2 separate regions of the Mus musculus genome follow, and region 1 is linked to region 2. Evidence: chromatin contacts called from ENCODE Hi-C or POLR2A ChIA-PET data. All regions are on one chromosome and are shown on one strand. Each heading gives the region's core, a stretch centred on a gene start or an enhancer-like site at or near the end of the contact. The rest is flanking DNA. Distances are from core to core; before and after follow the strand shown. Region 1 holds the start of 2610307P16Rik (RIKEN cDNA 2610307P16 gene). Region 2 overlaps 2610307P16Rik (RIKEN cDNA 2610307P16 gene).

Region 1 (4,140 bases), core at 755-3,254, 42 kb after region 2:
AAGTTGATGCTACTTTGTCCAGTGCTAACTTGCAGCGGTCCTGGCATCTTCATGCTAGCGGCTGGTAGGTATATATCCAGTAAGAGAAATTCGAAGGCATTTCAGTAGAAGTACTCCTGCTAAGTGGGTGACATGACTCTTGGAGTCGCTGGTATGACACCTATACAATTAGAATGTATTAAGGTTAGTTGTCGGGACAGTCTATACACTCCCTCCCTAAAAGAATAACTGTCGTCTTAATTCCTTTCAGTCTTTGACATAAAGATTCAAAGCTCCCCGGCTCTGGCACCTTGCAGAATGCTAACTCTCAGAAGTTAATGCATTGTTTGGATGCTTCCTAGAGTCACCCGCAGTAGGATGAGTTCTGTGTTTGACTTGTCTTGTTAAAAAGTGTCTCCAGGAGCTTGAAGAACACCTCCAGCATTTGGAAACACAGAAGAGGGTGGAGAAGGTGATAAATTACCTTGGTATTTGGACGGAGCCCACAAACATACCTGAAGACCATGAGCCGGGTTTTGTGTTGCAGAATCAAGATAAAGTCATATTTAAAGGCATCCGACAGATAAAGCCAACCTCTGTCCTTTGGACCCTAACTTAGATCTCTAAGTTATCTTTTTTTGTTGTTGTTGTTTAATGAACGCAAGTGGCTGGTAGAGATAAACAACTTTTGGAACGAAGTAGAAAAACAGCAAAAGATAGTTCATATAAAGTGAAGATATTGACTTACTGAGCAAGAACCAATGCAGAAGCATTCCGAAGTTAGGGGACTTGGGAAACAAAGTTAGGAAGCCGCCCTTCACCGCTATCTGGAGGGAACCTCGCTGCTTCCCCGCTGAACAGAGACGAAAAGCCGCCGCTCTTTTGGGCGGGTGTGGCCGATAGAAACAAAAGGTTAAAACACAAAAGGCGGGGCGGAGGGCTAGGTCAGGGGAGCTCGGCAGGCTCGTGGTTCCCTTCCTATTCAGACTGGCTGAGATAGGCCCGGGGGTCGCCAACACCTAAGAGAGGATGGATCCCGACGAGGACAGCAATAGGTCATTCTGGGTGGGTCATTAAACTGAACCAAACCACGGAGGTGAGGGGAGCGGACTCTTAACTAATGGTCCAGGCCCCATCAGCTTCATCTGCGCAGCTCTTGACAGTCTGGAACCTGTGGCTTCCTCAACTGGACCCCAGCCCCCAAAAACTTCCCGGACTCCTATTAATTTGCTGGAACTCCCTTACCACCCAAACCCTGTCTACATTCTATTGTTGCACGCTTCGTGTCTCCAGAGCGCTCCAGAGACAGTGAAGTTTGAAAACGCGTGAGGAAATGACCCCCACCTCTGCATCTTTCTTTTTTTGTGACCAAAGTCAGAGCTTATGTGTGGGTGAGCCTGATCTAATTCCCATTCTTATCAGAACGTTTTCCTCCAATCTACACACAACCGGGGAAAAGCGAGGCAGTATCCAGTTTGGATGCCCTTCTTCTTAGCCCCTCACCACCCCTAAAGAAGAAGCACAAGAGATGAAGGCGTTTAAAATAAACAAAACAATCTGTGCGAGAGTTTAAAAGAACAAAAGAAAAGGAGAACCGGGAAAAGAGATACAATTAAAAAATAATAATAAAAGACAAGAAACAGAAAGAAACAGTCAAACTTGGCTGCTAGATCTATGACTTTGCCCTCGGAAGGGCTGGGAGCAGGGGGACCTGAGGGAAGCAGGACAAACAGGACAAGTCACTCACCTTCTCCCTCCACTTCGTCGCACTTTGAAGGGACATTGTTTCCATTGTTGCAGCCTGCGAGGCGCTAGGATACTTTTGCGCAGCCTGACAGCGGAGAAAGTCGCGTTGACAAAGTTGCGAGAAAGAGATACTCGGGCGTCCAGGGAGCTGGAGAAGGAGTTCATCAGAGTTTCCCCTTTTGTTCCAAGTCCCAGAGCAGACAAAGAGGCGGAGAGCCGCGGCAGGTTTCTCCCTCTCACCCCTTCCTCCTCTCTCCCTCCCCTCCCTCCCCGCCCCCTCCCTCTCCCCGCATCTCCCGCCCGACTCTAAGCCTTGGTGCGCAGCTCCGGCTGCTCTGTCCCCAAGACCAGCAACTCAGTCCCGACCCTCTCTCCTTCCATCTCCCCGAAAACTTTGCCCAGAAGATGCGGGTCTTGGTCCCTTCTCACACCCTTTGAACACCCAGCTTCCAGTCCGCGCTCTCACGCCCGGGGAAATCTCCAAACTCATTGTTTCCGGGAGATGCACCTCTTTGTTTGCACTTTCCCTGCCAATCAGGGAGAGGAGCGGTTCACTTTGGCAATGAGTTTCTGCCATTTCTCAGCATCCCAAGAGATGTAATATGAAGGAGCCAGTCAACCCTTTAAGGTAAGAGGTACAATCATAGGTAGGGCTCACAGATGCCTCTCCATCCATGACCCTCCATCCTATGTACCCTCTTCCAACCAACAGCCTGGAAGAATTCAAAGAAGTTCTAAGTGATGGAAAAGTCTCTTCTCCCTCCCTCATCAGTGCCCACACAGGACCCTAGGGGAAAACCCTCAAATCTGCATGGCAGAGGCCACTAAGTATCCCACAGGGACCTACACCTTGCCCTTGTAGGTTACCTGTTGCTGCTGGTACTATGCCACTCATGGGGGGTGGGGGGGGGCCTGAACAGAGACCACCGGCTCAAACCTCAGAGAACTTCCTCTTATCTCCAACTATATTAACAAGACTCTCAGGTTAACATGGCTCCTTCCCAAACCTACTGTTCCTTCCTAGTTCCCTTCCTTTCACAGCTACAGGGTCTTCCTCCTTCACTTCTAACTCCCCATCCTCTTCCCTCCCCCACCTTCTGGTCCTGGGCAAGCCAGGTGTCTTCCTTGTCTGGGAGTCTCTCAGTCTTTCTTAGAGCCTTCTGAAAATCATCCATCAGTTCCAGAACTGGGGTCCCCACTTTACACCGCAGCATTCAGCTCTCATCCCAACATGGTTTCCCCCCACCCCAGGAACTCAAAGCTGCACCAATTTCCTTTCTAGATCTCACCAGAATAGAAGAAAAGCAGGAAGGTGGGAGAAGGTAGAGGGACACGCAGCCTTTTATATTCAGTCTTCAGGGCAAAGGGGGTTTAAAAAAAAACACTCAAACATTCCAAAGCAAATATTCAACCTCCTGCTGGTGTCCACGCACCTTATATACTCTTTCTCCAAATCTAGACAGGGAAGACCCAATGAGTTGTTAAATGTGAGGGTAAAGAGATGGGGTGAAAGGGGGCATAGGGAGCTGTATTCCTGGCTAGGATTAAAGATGCGAAGAGGGGGTAGGAAGGGAACCTTGCTGGGTCTGGAATGTCATGGGTGTGGATCATAACAAGCACCCTTCCAGTGCTTGCCAAGTCTCTCCCCTAGGGGAGAACAAAGACTCTGTGAGAGGGCTTCCGTTCTGATCTCCTGGGGTCTGCACTGGGCCCAGTGTTCCTCTGTCAGACTGCCAGAGCGCGCACTCCGCTAGCTGTCTGAAACTTTGTAACCAACTTCCTCCGAATTAGCGCTCAAGGTTTGCTGGCCCAAAGAAACCTAGACAATAACATCCCAGAAACAGAGATGCGCTCTCCAAGGTCGGTCCTCCAACCTTGCTAGGTGCCGGTTCCCACCCGAATGCTGGACTGCCCTCTGCCAAAAGGCAAGCAGAGCACACTCAATCCATTAGTTCCTTTAAAAGCAGTTTCTTAAGTTGAGGACCCTGCTGGGTCTGGAATGTCGGGGGGGGGGGGGGGGGACAGAGTTAGGTAGAAGCAACTACTGGAAAATGTAGCAAAGTAATAAAGGATCCACAGGGAAGGGCAAGGACAATGGCTCAAGAGGCTCCAAGAGGGAGGACCAGGGAGCACTAGCAGGGCGCATACCCGCGCGGGTCCCGCCAAGATTGCACGGGTCCCGCAATCGCGCCTGGGATCCTGGCAACACGTGGCCACCAACTAGGGGTCCGCTGGGACCCTTACCTACTGGTGGCACCTACACAGTGTCCTGAAATTGCCCCTTATCTTGCGGAAGTTCAAAAGCCTCTTTTTAGGATAGGAATCTTGAATGCATCACAACCACAAAGAGGAAATATCCCCACCCACTTCTGTCTGGCACATTCTCCTCTTTGTTTAATTATGAGGATCTCCAGA
Region 2 (4,110 bases), core at 910-3,409:
CTTTGGAGTGCTGAGAACAAAGGCCTGCACCACCATGCCCAGATGACTGCTCTCTTTCTTCAGGCTCTACCCGGGAAGAATAGGAGTTTTGGTTTTAGAGACAGACAGATAGCTGCGGAGACACAAGATCTTTTCTCCCTACACCTGCAGCTATGTGTACATCTATCTGTTCACCTTCTTAACCCATTTTAATTCAGGTTATTATTCGGGTTGTATTGGTTTGAGGTAGTTTACTATTGACTTGTGTCAGCTCCTAGACTCTTGGGTAGATTAACATCTCTCCTCATATATATGAATTACAGATATGAAACTCCAATTTTCATAGCTCAGGTCCTTCCCTGTGTTTTCTAGGCTATACAGAAAGTTCTCAGTTTGATGTCACAAATCATCAAGGAAATGCAAATGTTCCTATCAACCGCAGTGGAGCTCACACACCTGTTAGGATGGCTGTCACTTTTTAAAAATTCCTTTAAGACAAGCTTCATGGAGAAAATGAAAAGCCTCTTTGGTGAGGCTGCAAAATGGTGGAAAAAGAAAAGTCTAGAAAAACTAGAGCTAAAACTACCATGGAATCTGACAGTCCAACTCTTGGATTCAAAAGCACTGAAATCGGAATCCCTCAAAGGCATTAATAGCTACTCCCCAGATTACTGCAGCCCCATTCAAAATAGCCAAGATGGTCAAGGCATCAACACGTTTATCAGCAGGTAAGTGGACAAAGAAAATGTGCTGTGTGTGTGAAAGAGAGGGGGGAGGGGAGGGAGAGGTTGGGGGGGAGAGAGAGAGCATGCACACATGCATACACAAACACAAAACAGAATTATTATTCAACCTTTAAGAAGAGGGGAGTTCTAAAAAACTCCAACCACATAAGCAAACCTGGTAGATACTACACTAAGAGAAATAAACCAGTAGAGAGGTGTAGGGCCAGCTAACTTCATTGTGTAAGGTATGTAAGTAGTCAAAGACCTGGGATCAAAGTGGGATGCTGGCACAGAGGTAGGAGGAAGAAATAGGACTTAGCAACCAACAGGGATCAAGATTCAGTTAACCAGATGAAAGTGACCTGCAGGCTGCTCTACAGTACTGGTCTACAGCTAATTGTGCCTACTGCTAGCAAGATGGTATTGTCCACTCAGAATTTAAGAAGGCTTTTGGGGTGGGGGTGGGGGGTTGTTGTTGTTTTGTTTTATAACTAAAAAGGAGTCCTGTAGAGCAGTAGAAATAGAAAATATTTTCTTGTCAAGTGTTGTGTGACAGTGATTCTTGCTGTGTGTGTATGTGTGCGCACATACACACATTTTGTGAATCAAATACAAAAATTATCATATGTGAAGTTATTTGTGCCTATATACTACTACTTCAGAAAAATTATTTGTGCCTATGAACTGCTACTTCAGAAAAATGTAATACATCTTGAAACAGGGTTTCTCTGTGTCCTAGGCCAGCTAGAACTCTGTGTATCCCTGGCTGTCTTAGAACTGACTCTGTAAGTGACCAGGCTGTCTTTAAACTCCCAGAGATCCATCAGCCTCCCTCCACCTCCCCAGTGCTGGGATTAAAGGCGTCGGACACCATCATGCAGCTTAAAATCTTGAATTCTCAAAAATAAGATATTTAAGAGGTGTGACTACTGAAAAGTGCTTCATTTGTTTACACTGATTTAAAGAAACTTTAGATTTAGCTTTCCAAAAATAAAGGTTAATTCATGAGTACAAATAAAAAAATGAATGATTTTGTTTTTGTTTTTCGAGACAGGGTTTCTCTGTGTAGTCCTGGCTGTCCTGGAACTCACTCTGTAGACAAGGTTGGCCTGGAACTCAGAGATCAGCCTGCCTCTGCCTCCCAAGTGCTGGGAATAAAGGCATTCGCAAACAATGCCCAGCCCAAAATGACTGATTCTTAAATCAAAAAAAAAAAAAAAAAGTGTTAGTTTCACCCCCCACCCCCACCCCAACCCCGAGAGGGCCCTGTGTAAAAAGAGACCACTTTATTTACATTAGTTTCTTTCATTGTAGTGACCAAATTTCTGACAAGAGCAGTTTAAGGAGAGGCTCCTTCGGCTCATGGTTTGAGAAATACAGTCTCTATCAGGACTGGAAGGCATGGCAGTCAGCCTCCAAGGTGACAGGGACATATAGCTGGGACTCCTCGAATCTACACAGAAAAGGAAGCAAAGAGCTGACCAGAAACAGGCTGAGCTCTGAAGTCTCAAGGCCAGACCCCAGTGACTCACTTCCTCTCACAAGGAACTGTGGCCTAAAATTTCCCCAACATCCCAAAACAGGACACCAGCTGGGAGGGAGCAAGGTCTCAAAGCTGTGCACCTCTGTGGGGAGCTTTGCCAGTTATGTAGCAAAGGCAGTGGGCAGCAGTAGCGGAAGGGGGTGGGGGGAGACATCAGTTTAAAAAAAATCTTTACAAGTCTGTTCTTCTCCTCTTCCCTTATCTGGCATGCCATTGTCAACAGCATCTGAAACTGATAGGCACTAAACAGAGACAACTTGTTTTGGATCAGAGAACATCTGTTAGATTTCAAGTGGCCTTGGGCAGGTTCTCCATACCCTCAAAGGCAGAGTTGTACATTAGCAAACTCCTTCTCGGTTATTATATGTTTCTAAAAGTAGTAATGAATTGGGCATACAAAGTGCCTGGACAGATGGGGGGAAAAAACAAAAACAAAACCCAGCAACAGGAAACTCCTCACAGATCTATTCCTCACCCCGAGCTCGTCCCTTTGAGATTAAGTCAACACTGAGTATACCTGAAAGGAGGAAGGGGCTGCCTTCCTCCTAATGACAGGCGCCACACCCAGGAGACAGTCTCATGCACACAGCTGGCCTTGCTCTACCTCTGCTGAACTGTAAATGAGTGTTTCCCACAAGTCCCCTCTCCCATCTTTCCACACTGTCAGTAATGTAGCCAGGTGTTCATTGGTGGCCAAGGTCGTCTCCACTAGAGCAAGTGAAGAACTGGGGCAAAGTGGGAAGCGGGTGAGCTGACTGGTCATCATGAAGCAATGCTTCCTGGGATACCTCTACATTCGGATTCCTTTTGGATGCCCTTTGGAGGGGAAGGGGAGGGGGAAGGAGAGGGAGAGAGGGGAGAGGGGAGAGACTGTCTGATTGTCAATCTGTCTGTCTATCTGTCAGGGAAGAGAGACGAAGCTGATGCCAAAGTCAACACAGGCAAATTTAGTGTGCAAAATTATAGGCTATATTTTTAAAATACAGGAAAAGACGTATGATGCCAATGGGTGGTTTCAGCCCCAGAGAGAGTGGGAGTGGTGAGTCCCAGACGAACTTTTCTATCTTTGTCTAACTTAGACATGGACAGTGATGACCTCTGGGTCCCCTGCTAGACTTCCTCATTTCCAGCAGTTCCCAGAGTCACTTGGAGAACGCCTTTAACTACAAAACTACAAAAGTAAATACAACTGAAAACAGACTCTGGGCATTTTCTGGTGGAAAAAAAAATCTGTCTGGAGGGCTGGAGAGATGGCTCCATGGTTAAGAGCACTGACTGCTCTTCCAGAGGTCCTGAGTTCGATTCCCAGCAACCACATGGTGGCTCATAACCGTCTGTAATGGGATCCGATGCCCTATTCCGGTGTGTGTGGAGACAGCTACATAAACATAAAATAAATAAATAATTCTTAAAAAAAAAAATCTGTCTGGAAGGTGACTATCCCCTCCTTGGGGAAGTTCTCCAGAGAGTGCAGAAAAACAGTAAGACTCCAAATGTACCCCCCCCCCCCCGAATCTTCCACTGAGGAGTCATGTGACAATTAGGCGCTCATGGCCTACTATGGGTCAGACTGCTAGAAAATGGGACTCTGGAATACACAAAACTGACATCTGTCATGCTCACCCTTTCACCTCTGCCCTACTCCCAACAAAGTGGCTTTTTCCCTTCAATGGGCCCTCCATCACTCACAAATCTGGCTTTTGCAAATTGGTCTGTGGAATGTGTGGTTTGCCCAAGGACAAAAGACTCCTTTCAGTTCCCTGAAATCAAGTCTGGAATTCTGAGGAGAAGCTAGCTTTGGGGGCTTTGCATGGAAGGAGACATGCCCTCCCAGGGTGTTTCTCCGCTGATGATAAGTCCTCT

The links. Hi-C counts contacts between places; a loop is a spot of excess contacts on that map. ChIA-PET counts read pairs that join two places held with the same protein, here RNA polymerase II (POLR2A).
Region 1: a loop to region 2 is called in a map of heart, with 2.0 times the contacts of the local background. The contact joins the promoter of 2610307P16Rik here to the enhancer-like site in region 2. A Hi-C loop is called at or near these places in 2 of 37 maps with a recorded cell type or tissue (both heart). POLR2A ChIA-PET finds 5 or more read pairs at or near these places in 1 of 5 experiments (Patski).

Annotation. Positions count from the first base shown.
Region 1 is chr13:28,883,418-28,887,557 of GRCm38, forward strand. It overlaps 2610307P16Rik (RIKEN cDNA 2610307P16 gene), which reads right to left and starts at 2,005. Exons shown (of 8, transcript NR_045054.1): 1 at 1,727-2,005; 2 at 1-160.
Region 2 is chr13:28,840,797-28,844,906 of GRCm38, forward strand. All of the region lies in intron 2 of 2610307P16Rik (RIKEN cDNA 2610307P16 gene), which reads right to left. Among named protein-coding and RNA genes, the nearest start is that of 2610307P16Rik, 43 kb to the right of the region's middle. Within about 2 kb of position 2,160, at least 1 of the 3 ENCODE cell types and tissues checked has a DNase peak (open chromatin) inside an H3K27ac peak, as active enhancers do; it is heart, where a contact is called at or near this core.